Linked DNA regions of Homo sapiens: region 1 is linked to region 2. A link is a loop called in an ENCODE intact Hi-C map of the cell type or tissue named here. Cell type or tissue: HepG2. All regions are shown on one strand.

What was found. Peaks named below come from ENCODE experiments on the same cell type or tissue, not always from the same donor. Only the 100,000 strongest peaks of a DNase experiment are listed, where the experiment ranks them.
Region 1: it touches region 2 in a loop (18-fold over the local background); 6 of 110 quality-filtered maps call a loop at or near these places.

What each region holds. Positions count from the first base shown.
Region 1 is chr20:10,086,996-10,094,995 of GRCh38, reverse strand. The region is part of intron 3 of SNAP25-AS1 (SNAP25 antisense RNA 1); the gene reads left to right. Among named protein-coding and RNA genes, the nearest start is that of ANKEF1, 56 kb to the right of the region's middle. In HepG2, CTCF peaks have their summits at 9 (motif pointing left) and 4,240 (motif pointing right); a DNase peak (open chromatin) is centred at 4,245.
Region 2 is chr20:9,403,695-9,411,694 of GRCh38, reverse strand. It overlaps PLCB4 (phospholipase C beta 4), which reads right to left. Exons shown (of 40, transcript NM_001377142.1): 21 at 6,347-6,382; 22 at 3,637-3,778; 23 at 2,978-3,062; 24 at 2,514-2,638; 25 at 607-658. Among named protein-coding and RNA genes, the nearest start is that of LAMP5, 110 kb to the left of the region's middle. In HepG2, a CTCF peak has its summit at 3,436 (motif pointing left); a DNase peak (open chromatin) is centred at 3,434.

The sequences.
Region 1 (8,000 bases), 680 kb before region 2:
ATGCCATCTAGTGTTCCAACCTCTGCCAGCAAGAGAACTGAGGCATCATCCAAAATACAGTAAACAGTCTTAAAAAAAGAAAAAAAGATGTTTTGACTAAAATAACATAAATCTGAAACTTGAGTTTTTTTTTTTCTTTTTAATCACCATCACAGTGAAGGATATGTTGTAGGTGGTGCCCTACTCATATCCTCCTTCCCTTTTATCCTCTTTGTCTAACCGCTGCAGGGCACAACGGTCCAGCTAAGCTAGCTGCATCTGCTTTTCTTTTTTTATTTTTTTGTCAAGGTCTTGCTCTGACCTCTTAAGCCACATTGCCCAGAGTGGAGGGCTGAAATTACAGGGAATTTCTGTGCTCTGAGAGCAGCCTCAGTAAATGACTGATACGGATTGTATTAGTGTGTTCGTGCATTGAGAAATATCTGAGACTGGGTAATTTGTAAAGAAAAGAGGTTTAATGGATTCACAGTTCTGCGGGCTGTACAGCAAGCATAATGGCTTCTGCTTCTGAGGACACCTCAGGAAGTTTCCAATCACGGTGGAAGAGGAAGGAGGTATAAGATGTCTCACACGGCAGGAGTAGGAGCAAGAGAAAGTTGGAGTGAGGGAGGTGCTATATACTTTTAAACAACTAGATCTCATTAGAACTCACTCATTATCATGGGAGCAGCACCACGGGGATGCTAAGCCATTCATGAGGAATCCACCACTGTGATCCCATCACATCCCACCAGGATCCAGGATCCATCTCCATCATCGGGGATTGCAATTCAATGTGAGTTTTGGGCAGGGACCCAGATCCAAACCATATCATGGATTGATGTATAAACATCCTGGCGTCCTCCTTTAGGTAGGATGATGATGAGGCCTGTGTCCTGCACCAGCTTCCAGAGTTCTCCAGTGGAATTATACTCCAGCTGCCCAGAGCGCCAGCCGACTTGGCTTTGCACCCTTTACTGGCTGCTGCTTCTCTGTGTCTCCATTTTTCTCTCCCCTACCGGTATTTCCTTTCCTTTCCAAGTAAACCATTTGCTTTGGAATCTTTGTCTCAGACTTTCCTAAACTAAGAAGACCTCTCTGTCGTAGATTGCAAAAATGGCCACAAACCTTCCGCCTCTCTACATCCTTATACTGTAAAGTTACAGTTCCTTTCATTAAGAAGTGGGCTCACCTTGGGTCTTGCTTTGGCCAGTAGAGTATGGAGGAAGTGATGATATGCCAGTTCCAAGTCTAGGCTTCAAGGGATCTTAAGCATTTCTCCTTTTTCTCAGAGACTTGTGAGCAAGAATATGGTTGTCGTTTAAAGCAACTAAGTTTTGGGTGATTTGTCATGCAGCAGGACTGATACAACTCCCACCCCAAGCACATTTTTGATATCCTCTTGTGTGTTCATTCCCTTGAATAAGAGTATTGTTTTCTCTAAAGAAAAGCATCTTTTCAGGCACAGAGAAGTTGATTGACCTTCTCAGATTTGCTCAGGAGAATCTGGGTGCCAGTTGTTGGCAGTATCCTGGTATATTCCTTAGCCCCAGGGCCTCTATGCTGACTCACCTTGTCTGGGTTTGCTTGCTAGCTGCTGCATTTTCTCTCTGCTACAGTGGCCAGCACAGCTGCTGTTTTTTTCCAAAGCCCTCTTTCACAGAGCTGTTAGGTAGGAGGCCACTGCGTTTCCATGATTGTGCGGATGACATATGTGTCTGACAGGGATTCTAGCACCTCAAAGCTGGCCTGGGATGGAGAGCTCACCAAAAATACTGCAGTTGCTGGATGCCAGGGAATTTATTGAGCTTTGGAGCCAGCAGGATGCAGAGTAAACAGCATAGAAATAGAGTGAGTCAGGATGCTTAATCCTGACTTTGCCTCTTGGCTAATTGTATGGCCTTGAGTGGGACCCTTGACCTGCATTTCTTTAATTGAGACAAGGTAGCCTCTGAAGTCCCTTTCAGCTCTAAAATGCTAGAATTCAAGGACCGAATAGGGCTTTATAAAAATGAAATGCCAGAAAGCATGGAGTTAGTTGTCTAATTAGAGGAAGTTCTGATAGGCTAGAACACTGGTTCTCAAAGTGGGGTCCCTAAACCTGCAGCATCGCAACATCACCTAGGAACTTGTTAGATCACAGCTCACTGCAGCCTCGAACTTCTCAGCTGAAGGGATCTTCCTCCCATGTAGATGGGACAACAGGCTCACACCACAATGCCTGGCTAATTTTTAAAAAGTTTTTGTAGAGATGGGGTCTCACTATATTGCCCAGGCTGGTCTCAAACTCCTGGCCTCGAGTGATACTCCTGCCTCGGCTTACCAAAGCACTGGGATTACAGGCATGAGCCACCATGCTGGGCCCAGAACTTGTTAGAAATGCAAATTTTCAGGCTCCACTCCAGACCCTCTGAAGCACTCTCTCAGCAGGTACTCATGTTCACATGAGAAAGAGGTAACCAGCTCTATTAGCAAAGGTAGATAATTAATTAACCAACTTATTCATGGATAACCTATTTCTGTGTGCAAGAAACTGTTTTATTCTTGGGGTGAAAGTAAAGGTGAAGGTGCACAGCTATTGTAAGAGAGTGTGAGAGTAGGGCCCAGCAATTTGTGTATTAACGAGCTCTTCAGGTGATTTGAATACAGGTTCAAGTTTGAGACTTACTGATCTAAAGCTGTGTTATTCCAAGTGTGGCTCACATCATCGGCATCATCTGGGAGCTGCCCGAAGAAGCAAAAGCTTAGCACTACCTCTTTAGAACTCCTGTGCCAGAATCTCCATTTAACAAGATTCCCAGTGATTTGAATGCACATAACAGCTGAGAAATCCTGGGTGCAGCCTCCATTCTTGGAGAGTGTAATCCAATAGAAAGGGGTTGGGGGGAGTGGCAGCAGGAGAGCAGAAATTTACATTTCTAAAAAGCTCCCAAACACGGCTGATGTTGCAGGTTCAGGGACCACTTTGAGTAACAAGGCTCTAGATTTTAGCCCAGGCTTAGAATCTTGAATATGGAAGGGTTTCAACCCAGAAGTTGGTTTCAGCTACACTGTACAGATGTGCAGGTTGTGCACTGCCAAATTCCAGAAGGCAACATTTGCATAGACTGAGTCAAGAACCTGAACCCCAAAGCTAAGAGGCAGGGGCTAGCTAAAGAGTGGGTTTTAGAGAGTGTTAGAATTGGGTTTGGATCCTAATCCTGCCACTTACTTAGTTGACCTTGGGAAATATATTTAACTCTGAGCCTCGATTTCCTCATCTGTAAAATGGAGATGAACATACCTGTGTCCCAATATAAGATACTCAACAGTAAGCACCCAGTAGAAGCCCAGATATTTGCAAATAGCTATTCTCTCTGGACTTTCCTTTCAACCAAGGGAAGAGTAGTTGTATAGGTTCCTTTCCTCCTTCAGTCTCATCCTGGCCAGTGGCCTAATCCCCTGGTCAGGCTGAAGGCCAGGTGAGTATCATGGGCTTTTCTTTAGAGCTCCCAGGGGTCAGATGAAGGTGATACCACCATAATGCAGACTGTTTCTATTTAGGAAAGCTTCCCATGGGTTTGTACAAATCAGTTCATAAAAATGACCAACACAGCCAGTTTCAAACCATGCCCTGAGTTCACGTGCTTACCAAAGTCATAAAAAACAGCAATAGTTTCTGGTCCCACCAAGGCTTTGATGCCCCTGGTGCCTGGAATCACTCAAAGGCTTTGCAGGGGAAGGCACTTTGGCCCACTGGACCTGGAAATCTTCGCTCTTCTGCATAAAGAACCCATTTAGACCCCTTGTGTGTTTCTGTGCGAGAAAGACCATCAGAAATTCTCTGAAACAAACCTAAAGATGCATTTGGGGTGAGGGAGAGCCCATTTGGGGGTACAAGCAGGCAAGCAGGATACTTTTGAAAATCAGTTGCTTATATAGGTGTAGGTCTGTGTCTGGAGTCTGTACTCTGTCCATTGATAATTATGTCTACCCTTATATCAATCCATGCTGTCTTGATTCCTGTTAAGTCTTGACATCTGGTATAATCTTTCAACTGAAAAATAAAAAGCTCATTAAAACACAAACCAGGGGAAGGCTATGAGACCAGATAAATCTTGATCAGAAACTAGACATAATTAAATTTATTTCTTTGCAGTTTACGAGAAGCAAAATAAGTATATATACATATTTCTAAATTCAGGGACTGGTTGAAATTTTAGCAGGAGCTGAGAGGCTGAGTTCTGAGGGATTTCAGCCTAAGAATAGCCACTAGAGGGCCTAGGAGATCCAGAAACACTGCATGGTGTTTGTAGGAGCCAGGCAGGCCCAGAGAGCCGCCAAGGCCTGAGTATGGTGTTCAAGGTGAACCTGATTCCTGAAAACCTCACCAGGTGCTCACCTTCACATGAGAAAGAAGTAACCAGCTCTGTTAGGGAAACTAGATAATTCATTAAGCAATTTATTCACCAATAACCTATTTCTGCATGCAAGACACCGTTCTATTCTTGGGGTTAAGGGAAGCTGAGAATGCAGGACTATTATAAGCAGGCCTCTCACTTAGGGCTCAGTGATGGCATCAAGGACCAGCTTGGGAGGTGTGGGCTTTGATGCCCATTATTTCCATGTGCTGCACCAATAAACTTAAAATCAAGATAAAAACAGCGTGTGTGCTAAGCAAATACAGCTTCAAGTCAAATCCCTTTAGGTCACTAGACTGCCACACTTTAATCCCTCTACAGAAACTCTAGAGTTTTTGTGATTGGAGCTTTGTGATGTGTCTTGAAGCAGGGATGAAGCTGATTTCTCTATTATTGTTTAAAAAGTCCTTAAAGTATGCAGTACTTTACAGACAGAATACAAAAAAAGTTTAGAAAGTCACCTTTCCTAGAGAGACCTAGGGGCTATCTAGTTACGGCATGTGCTAGAAAATGACCTACAAGGTATGTTCTAGCCTGAGGAATTGCTGGCATGTGAATCATGAGGACAGATGCATGGGCAGAATGTGCCATTTCCTCTGTCAGCATCTGCTAGGCAAGAGATGCCTTCCCCTAGGCCCCCTGGCTCTGCAGTTTTCCCGCCTATGGGAGGCCTTTTACCAACATGACCTATGCCACCCACCCTCACTCCCACACCACCACATCTGGCAGCAAATTTTGTAAGCCAGGAAGTTTGGGGGGTACAAAAGAGGGGCTCCTTGAAGTGGGAGAAGGGTCTCCCAGTCCATGGATAGCTCTAAAAGAGCTGAGTCCTAGATGACTTGCAGATATGGTCTCCTCCATGATCAGAGCTTCTAAAAGAGGAAAGAAATTGGTTCTTTCATCATGTTTCCTTGGCCATGGGAGAAAGTCAGATAAAACAAGCAAGATAAAACAGATGTTATCAAGCAATGCAGTGATGCTTCCCTTTCTTATAGAAATTTCCTTTTCAGAGGGTAAAAACCCAGTTAACTTCTCATATACCAATTTCCCCAGGATATAAGGAGGGTCTTCCCTGTAAGATTTGCTGTCTGGATTACTGAGGCCAGCCCCTCTGACTTCTCTCTTTCCACCTGTTTATATTAGGAAAGCTTGCCATGGGTTTGCACAAATCGATTCATAAAAATGACCAACGCAGCCAGTTGCAAACCATGCCCTGGGTTCACTTACTTACCAAAGTCACAAAAAACAGTAATAGTTCCTGGCCCTGGAAAGAGAGAGGTCATAGGGACTGGCCTCAGTAATCCACACCCATCCTCCTATAGATACAACTTTTGTCTGATCACTCTTTGCTCCCTAGCTTCTATCATGAGTTCAAGTGTCCTTACCCGACTCCCAAGGACAGGCCATCCTTTCCACTCAGTACTCATCCTTTACTCTTGTAACTGCTCAACAGGTTCATTTTGCCAGCTGTCCAGATAGAATCGATTTATCAAGACAGAGAAATTGCCATAAAGAGTTTAATTCTCGCAGAGCCGGCAGAATGCGAGGCCAGAGTTTTATTACTACTCAAGTCAATCTTACCAAAAATTTGGAGACTGGGGATTTTAAGGATAAATTGATGGGTAGGGGGTGCAGGAAGTGGAAAGTGCTGATTGGTTGGGTTGGAGATGAAGTCATGAAAAGTTGAAGCTGTCCTCTTGTCCTCATTCCCAGATGGTTAGGCATTCTAAGTCACAGCATGAGATGGGAGGTCAGTACAAGATATAGGCCATAAAGACCTTGCTGATAAAACAGATTACAGTAAAGAAGATGGCCAAAACCCACCAAAACCAAGAGAGCAATGAGAGTGACCTCTGGTCATCCTCATTGCTCATTATAGGTCAATTATAATGCTTTAGCATGCTAAGAGACACTCCCACCAGCACCATGACAATGTACAGGTGCATGGCAACGTCAGGAATTTACCCTATATGGTCTAAAAGCCTGAGGAACCGTTAGTTACAGGAATTGCCCAGTCCTTTCCTGGAAAGCTCATTATTAATCCACCCTTTGTTTAGCATATAATCAAGAAAAAACCATAAAAATGGGCAACCAGCAGCCCTCAGGGCTGCTCTGCCTATGGAGTAGCCATTCTTTATTCCCTTACTTTTTAAGTAAACTTGCTTTCACTTTATGGATTGGCCTAGAAGTTTTTCTTGTGTGAGATGCAAGAACCCTCTCTTGGGGTCAGGATCGGGATGCCTTTCCAGTAACAGTTTCAGTTGCAACCTCTCATCTTACTCTCTTATATAAAGATTATTGGCATTGACCCTTCTGGACTTTTGCTCATGCAGTTCCCCTTGCTAGGCAAGCCTGTCCTTCTGGCTGACAAAAAAGTGCACCTAAGCTACTTTTTCTCTGGAGTCTTTCTGGACTACTTTAGCCCTTATTGATTGCTCCTCCTTTGAACTTCTTATAGACATCCGGGGCCTTAATCTAATACCGGTGGGGATTTTTCTTTTATTTTAGGAATCCTGATTGTGGCTTGGCAATCAGATGGCTAGATCCTTGAGGACAGAAGTTTGTGTCCCAAGACTCCAGCATGGTGACCCCTTGCACACATTAGAAGCCCAATTAACATTTGCCTGGTTAACTTCCATGCATCCTTGGGATCTTAAGTTGACCCTCACTTCCTGAGGGCAGCCCAACCCATTAGATCCAAATCTCCTACTGCAGATTCTAATACAACCAGGCATCTCTCCTGCATAGGACTACTCAAAGATGGACAGTTTTATTCATTTGCTTTTATTACTCAGTTCCCTCCATGAGGGCTGGAAACTATATTTGGTTTTATTTAGTGCCTGGCATACACTGGGTAATCTATCAATATTTATTAAATTAGTGAATACCTGTTCGTTGGCTGAACTGAAATGTGACACCGACTTCTTGGGAAATGAGAGCAAAGCTGAAGATGTTAATCTCCTGGGAGCCAGTGCCCTTGAGCACAGTCCTAAACAGAATCTAACAACAAAGGCTCAGATGGGCCAAGTTATTGCAGGACCATTGGTGGCAATGAGTGGCTATATATATATATATATATATATATATATATACATATATATATACACATTTATTTATATTTAGAGATTTCATAAAAAATCTTTATAGTTATAAGTAATACATGTCCTTGTGGAAAGCAGGTAAACTTTAGAAAATTATAAGGAAGCAGAGGAAAGTAACTACAATCCCACCACTCAAAAACTTTTAAAAAGTTAACATTTTCTTCCAATATTGGTTCAGTACATGTTTTTTACAGTGTGGAAATCCTACCAGATATACAATTTTAGATCTTGCCTTTTAAAAAAACCACTTAACTTTAAATTATAAATGCCTTTTCTTTTTATTGAAACTATGCATCATAATTTTAAACAGATTCAGAATATTCTGCTATATGGATGTACTCTATTATTCCCTCAATACGGGACAGGAAGGTTGATAAATATAAGTTTTGGCCCTTATGATTTTGAAGGCATTCTATATCTAAAGACAATTAAGATAAATGGTAGAGGTATTATATTATAGACTTCCCCAGCAGTTTCAACAGAATGCCTACTTTTGTTCATTGAGACCTGGCTACACAGT
Region 2 (8,000 bases):
TTCATTTAACCTTTCAGTGTTTCTGTAGAATTAACATTTCCTATTTCACTTCTTGGTTCACAGTTTTCAAGAGTGCTATTTAAGGAAACTAGGACAATATTCACAGCATTATTCTTTGATAACTGCTACTTACAAGACACAAAAAAGAATCAGTAGAGGACAAAGGTTTATTCCCAACTGAATGAAATTCAGCTCGACACCCACAACTTCATTACATATGAAATTAACTTCATTATTTGATTTGTCCTAGGTAAAATGCACATATTTAATGCCTACATCTCCAGTTAATGTCCAAGTGTGCAGGGATTATTACCTGTCCCAGACATAAAATCCTCCACTATTGATTTTAAAGTGAGAGGATTAAACTGTAGCATATGTATGAACTGCTTCACTTGTGATTTAAAAAACCCAAAACCTGCTTAGTAAAATGGGGTAGATGAAGAATGTATATGTGCAAATATTCTCTAGGTATTTCATTTCTTTCTATTCCATCCCTCAAACCCAGCTTAAATTCTGTAGCCCCTAATTGAAAATGACATGGCTTCATTAGAGCTGTAGTATGGAGTTCTCAATCTAGGTGAAAACAGTTTAAATCATATTACTCACCCGCACGATCCATTATACTCAAATTTTCCCTGATTCAATTGCATCGCTAAATCTGTCAAGAGACAAAAATAATTTAGCATCTTGTCTTCCTAGACAAAAAAGACCCTGACGGGGTGATTTGAAACAATAGGTATCAGATTGCTCCTAGGCCCACAGGTCCCTCTTTAATACTACAAGGTTCTGCTTGGTCTATTTAAGGCATACTCTCTTCCATGTTGAATTGACCTCATGTTTCATTTAAATTAAACATAAAATGTGTTTTCATAAAGATCATGCTAAAGGTCACTTTTAAAACTGGATTCAATATAGGAGTCACACCATTGTTTGATGAGTATTGAGAGTAGAGATATCCAACCTGCTACAGTGGGAGAGGATGGGTCTCAGGATCCCTGGGCAGAGGAACCCTGGAGATACCCGGGAGGGTGAATATGAAACTTGATTTAAAAGACTGGAAAATGAACTAGGTAAGTATCGCATAAAACTTGGTGGCATGCTTCCAGGATGGGAGGCAGGGGGAATTACTCTAGTGGGGTCTACACTGGCAGCACATGGCTTTTGACTTCTGTCTTGCAAGTGAATAACATTTTTTCTTTCTTCCCATCCGCAAAAGAAATGGGTAAACTGATGGATATTTTTTCCTCTTCAAAATGTTGTGTTTAAACCTAATATTATAGAATAAAACATAAGCTGGGTTAGCCATTTAATCCATATTATGGACTCACTGACAACTGAGAACACAAGTTGGGCTTTTTTAAGTAAGTGAAGTCATCAGAGCCTTGTTACTGGGCCCCAGCTAGAAACACTCAGGATTGTATTGGTAGCTATCACGTCACAGTCTAACCTAGCAAGCACTGTGGGGACCCCATGCAGAATGGTGACTCCAGTAGGAGGAGCTTCTGGTCACTGGGGAGGCTCCTTCAAGGCATGAGAAGCACAGTCAGCTCACACTCATGCCAAAGGAATGAAAGTCAAAGGATCTTCCACTCAATCCACATAGCAGGGAACGAAGTGACAGGGATTCTTAAAATACAAAATAGATTTTAAAAAATCCTCAAATTGGGAAGCATGGGCAGTTCTCTTAATAGCAAAGAGTTGAAGGAAAAAAGAGCTTTCTGGTTTTGTTTTATTTTACCAGTTGTAAGAACCATGCTGTAGAATTGACCATCTACAGTGAAGAGGGTTTGTGGCATATTTCTATCTATTCTATTTCTATTTTGCTACCTCTAGTCTTGATACTGTGATCCTAGGCTCTTAAGCAAACCTCAAAAATTTTAAAAATGTGTTTATCAATTATAAAAATTTACTCTTTTCCTTCCAGAAAAAAAAAGTCATTATATATTGGAAACCTGACTTTGAGTACACTTTGGAGGACCAAGTTATAGATTAGTACCTCTTCAAATATGTAACTCCTTATATACCATTTTAGTGGCATTTACTTCAAAATATTCTGTATTTGTTTAGTGAAGTGCCCCTGCATCAGTCATATTTGCTGAATGTTCACAGTGGTCAGGGTGTTTGCCAAAGGAGAAATGAGTCGCTGTTACTGTACAAAGATACTCAAATTCTTTTCACTTAATTCTGCCTCTGGAAACAAAGATAACAACTTTGATCCAAAAGGAAGAAAAATGAGAAATATTTTGGAATATGGGATAATGGTTAGCAGGAATAGTCATGGCATTTATGAAAGGAATTAAATTCCAATCACAACACATTATCTTCTACCATTGTTTGCTCTATTTTGGTTTTTTTTTTTTTATTTCTCACCATTATATAAATCCAATAACACATTGCTTTGCCATATGTCTGCTTCCTTTAAAAAATGCCCACAGCCAACTGATGGGAAGTGCTGGCACCATCCTGTCAAAGTGTTCTCATGGAATTTGGGGTCACTGGACATCAGCTCCTACCTGGGGTTTGATAGTTCAGTGAAACCATCTGGCAGCCAGCGTTCCAGAAAATCTGAGGCATGTAATTACTGGAATCGACTCGGCCTCCCTTGGGGTAAATGCGACTCATTTGCCGTTTGTTATAACTGTAACTTATTAAGGAAAACAGAAAAAAAGAGTCCTACAGCAGAGAAAAATAAACAACAAAGAGCTAAAACAACAAAGGTCTAGGCCAACAATGACAAACAAGTAGACAGCACAGAGCAGATTTCACATTTACAAATGATGCTTAAGATCACAGTTCACTGTGTGGATTATAAAAACAATTTTCATTTGGGCAGATTGTCACAGCTGCCATGGTCTTTCCCACATATCATTTTATGAACTCCACCACCAGAATGAGATATTAGCCATTTATCTATTTCAGAGGCTCTTGCCAAACCAACGTGAGTCAACCACTCATTCCACTTGATACATAAGGATACTTGACAAATTCAATTGCATGTGTCTTCAAGTAGCCAAGACCGACTGATTCATTAAAAGAAGACATGTTATAATGAATATTGCGTTCTGTAAAAGAAAAGCAAAGATGGATTCAGGAACTCTGCCATCAAACCCTCACCGAAAAACAGCAATAAATAAATGCAATTACACCCTGAATCATGAGGCCTTGGAGGCTAATGCTACATTATCATGTCAGTAGCTCCTACTTTCATTGACATCCTGTGGATGGAGACATCTGTCTTTTCAGCCACCACCGAAATATGAATTTTTGATGATAATGATGATTACGATGGCTTCTCTAGCCCAGAAATGAAGTTTTTAAATACTTCTTATGTTTTTTTGAAAACCAGCTTTTGATTAAAAGGAGTCTTGTGAATGCACTTGGGAACAGAAGAAGCTACATGCCCAGCACTAACAAATCCATAGTCTCTCATCGCCACCTTGTGGTTGAAGTCGTGAATGACAATGTAATGTCACCACATACCAAGGTGGCTTCTATGGTCTGTGAAACAAAAATAAGGTGAGGTGGAACAGCCCCCATGCCCACAAAGAAAAATGGCAACAAATTAGATAAAAGCTCATCAGCACCATAAAAGAAAATCAAGCAAAAAAGGCGACTGCATTTAACCTTTGGTGTTACCTTCTGCCACATGGAAACCTTGAAACTTTACAGGCTGGGCGTAGTTGATCATTGTGGACAAATATGGATGGATATTAGTGGTAGCACCTACATATTTATAAGATGCCATCCACGCCTGCTCATCTTCTACAGTGACCAGGCCCTACAAGCACAAGGAAGAAAACATATAAGTTGATGACTTCAGTAGGACCCACGGATACGTGCTGCAGATTTCCTTAATAAAGATAATTGCACACACACAAATTGAAAGGTAAAGGCTTTTTCTTCCTCAATTATGCTAAAGGATACTTTAAGAAGTTAGTGTCTGTTGTAGCTCTGAATAATGCAAAAGGAGGTAATCATAAAATATTAAGCTTATCTTACATTTGTAGGACATTTTTAGATTTTTAAGGGACTTTATTCAAGAAATTACTGGCCGGGAACGGTGGCTCATGCCTTTAATCCAGCACTTTGGGAGGCCAGGAGTTCAAGACAAACTTGGCGAACATGGCAAAACCCCATCTCTACTAAAAATGCCAAAAATTAGCTGGGTGTGGTGGCGTGAGCCTGTAATTCCAGCTACTTGGGAGGCTGAGGCAGGAGAATCGCTTGAACCCAGGAGGCAGAGGTTGAGGTGAGCTGAGATTGTGCCACTGCACTCCAGACCAGGCAACAGAGCAAGACTCCATCTCAAAAAAAAAAAAAAAGAAATTACTATATTGGACCTCACAGCAATGCTATGAAATAGATATAGCATCATATTTTTACAAATTGAGGCACAACATCAAAAATAGTGACTCTCGAACATTAGCGTGCATCAGAATCACCTGGAAGACTTTTTAAACTAGAACAGATTCCTGGGCCCCACACTCAGAGTTTCTGTTGAAGTGAGTCTGCAGTGAGGCCAGTCATTGCTGTAACTAGTTCCCAGGTGCTAATGATGCTGCCTCTTTGGGGACTATGTTTCACTGTAGCACTCTAGAATGTAAGCAACATACATACGTGGTTTATAGTATTTAAAAAGCACTTAATCTTAAAAGTAACCTAATAACTTGCTGCATAGGACATATTGAAACTGCATTACTTTGCATACAGAAAAAAGAAAACAAATTAGTTTATTTATTGATAGAAAAAACAACAATAAAACCAACAACAAAAATACCTTCAAAAGTGATCAATATTTTTGCTGAGAACTTTGCAAAGCTAAATTTCCTGCATAAAGTGAATCTAGTTGGATAAATTCCTTAGTTGGATGATGTAATCCATGAGTTAAAAAATGGTCAGATGCTGGGCGCAGTGGCTCACGCCTGTAATCCCAGCACTTTGGGAGGCTGAGGCGGGTGGATCATGAGGTCAGGAGATCGAGACCATCCTGGTGAACACTGTGAAACCCCATCTCTATTAAAAATACAAAAAAATTAACTGGGCATGGTGGCAGGCACCTGTAGTCCCAGCTACTGGGAGGCTGAGGCAGGAGAATGGCGAATGAAGTGAACCCGGGGGGCAGAGCTTTCAGTGAGCGGAGATCACGCCACTGCACTCCAGCCTGGGCAACAGAGTGAGACTCCATCTCAAAAAAAAAAAAAAATGGTCAATTTGTTTGTCTTAACTGATCACTTAACAATCTGAGCATTCTAAATTATCAAACTGATTTCACCAATAAAAGCCTGAAACAATAATCAAGTAATGTAATTTGGTTTTGTTTTTGTTTTTATCATTTTCTTAATGTGTCCTCCTGCTCCCCCACCAAACAACGGCCATGTCCGTTCCTTCCATGTGTGTTTAATAATAATAAATACCACCAGTGCTATGAGCTGAGCACCAGGATGAGTTCTTGCACACACAGTCTCATTACTGTCTGTGATGTGTAGTGAGGATTAGAGTCCTACCCACTGACCACATGAGAAGATTGATGCCTTGAGAATTAAAATAACTTAGCTAATAAATGACAATGACCAAATGTCAATCTGTATACTGTTGACCCAAATTATGAATTATGAAATTCTAGAACAAGAGAGTAATGTACTCACAAATATTTTGGGACAGGCCTGCGACCATATTTATTCATAATTCTTTCAAGTTTAATATTTAGAGGGTGAGAAGATACGATCTCAACTTCAAATAGGATAGGACCCCACAGGCAGCAAGGCAGTATTTTCCGAACCTCTGAAGTATGAGAATGAAGTTATTAGGCAAACTTCTGCCTGTGGCTGTCAGCCTCACTGTTGTAGGATAAACCATAAATACTTACTAAATAAAACCACTGTGATCACTTGAAGAACTTTGAAGAGGATGAAAGAAAGTGAAAATGTAACTTTACCTTTCCTACAATAAGGCCAATAGCTAATAACATCAAATAATACTCTTAGAAGTTATGCAGTGTAAAATTAATCAGTGATCTTCCAGAATGTCAATGTAGTGGGAACTAAGATCATCCTTTCTATTATGCTATAATATGGATTTGATGACCTATTCACTCATTTTTATTTTCAAATTCAATATGCTGATGATCATGTAGTTCCACTGCAGGAATGAAATCTCTAATTCCAGTGAAGAAAATGCCTTACTGCATTAAATACCTACTTTTAGAAAATCATCTTACTCATCTGCCCTAGTTTTGTGATTTTTATCAGGATTTAATCATTTTTTCACCACAACTGATTCCTTCCTTTGAAGATTTTTTAAATTAGATGCATCTGATTTAAAATGTGCAAGGGAATTATTTTGTTACCTTTTTGTTGTTTTCATGTTCAAGGTCATCTGAAGCCTAATTAGAGAAAGGAAATAATTTGTTTACTTCTCTAAAGGGCAAAATTCCAAATTTATTAGCCATACATACATAGATATTTAAATAAGTGTAGGTAAACTTGTTATTCTATTTATTTGCTAAGGTGGGACATTACTGATGACAAAAAGCCATGGATGGCCTCACTGTTTTATGCACCAGAAGGGCTAATCTTAATGCTCTTTCCCTCCTTCGTGGACAGTCTTTACCTACTTAGATGTTTTATTATAATTATTTAATTAGTGCTTTAGTCATGGGGCTTAGGAAAAGCAGCATGAATGGTCACTCTTGAGTAACTCAGCATTCATGTCTGGGTATTTGTTATGGACTGTTTGCTGGTGCAGCCCCCCATACTGTCCCCAATTCATATACTGAAACCTTAATTCTCATGTGATGGCATTTGAAGATGGGGCCTTTGGGAGGTAATTTGGTCATGAGGGCCAAGCCAAGAGAGAGCTTGCCTCCTTATTCTCTGTCCACCACATGAGGACATAAACACGAAGAAGGCCCCCCACATTAGGAACTGATTGCGTGGAACCTTGATCTTAGACTTCTTAGACTCTAGAATGGTGACAAATAGTTTTCAGTTGTTTAAGCCAATGGTATTTTTGTGATAGCAGCACCAACTGACTAAGACACTAAGACAATATTGATGAAGGCTTTAGCAACTTTTTTTTTTTTTTTTTTTTTGAGACACAGTCTTGCTCTGTTGCCCAGGCTGGAGTGCAGTGGCACAATCTTGGCTCACTGCAACCTCCGCCTTTTGGGTTCAAGCAGTTCTCCTGCCTCAGCTTCCTGAGTAGCTGGGATTACAGGCGCGTACCATGGCGCCTGGCTAATTTTTGTATTAAAACAATACTCTTGAGTCTTAATAGATGTTCAATATTCTCAGAGTAGTCACAATTCCCTATATCAGAAAAGATAGTGTGTAAAGGCAATATTCCTTTGGCTTTGCTCATCAGACAAATACTCTCCCCTCTTCCTATCACCAAATGTATCTGCCTACCTGCATCTTCATCCACTGTCTTCACTAATCAGGTGTTCCTGCTCCTGTGAAGGGCCACACCTTTGCACCACAGCAATCCCACCCTCTTCCACCTCCTCAAGGAATTCCAGGCAGTTATCCCCTCTCTTTCCTGCAAAACTAATCTCTTCCTCTCTACTGCACCACTTCCAAGTTTTCAAACACACTCCAGATTCATTCATCCGAAAAAGAAAACACTCCCTTGACTCCTCAGGTGCCCTTGGCCACCAGTCCATTTCTTGCTCCCCTTCACATCAAAACTTCTCAAAAGCATAGTCTCTAGTCATTCATATCTGTGTGATCCAGTGTCACCACCCTGCCTGGCACTCCACTGAAATGTCTCTTTAAGGTTGCCAACGACCTCCATGCTAACAACCCAAAGGACACTCTTGAGTCTTCTTACTTAATCAGTCAGTAGCATTTGTTAAATTAAGTTTAGCCTAAAGGTGTCTCTTTACCTATTCTAAAGGTTTTTTCATAAACTTTCACATAGTAAACTGTAGACTGAATGGGTGTGTAAACAGACTGGAACCTACTCATGTGCCAATCACTGAGTTTCAGCCAATCAAAGGTGGC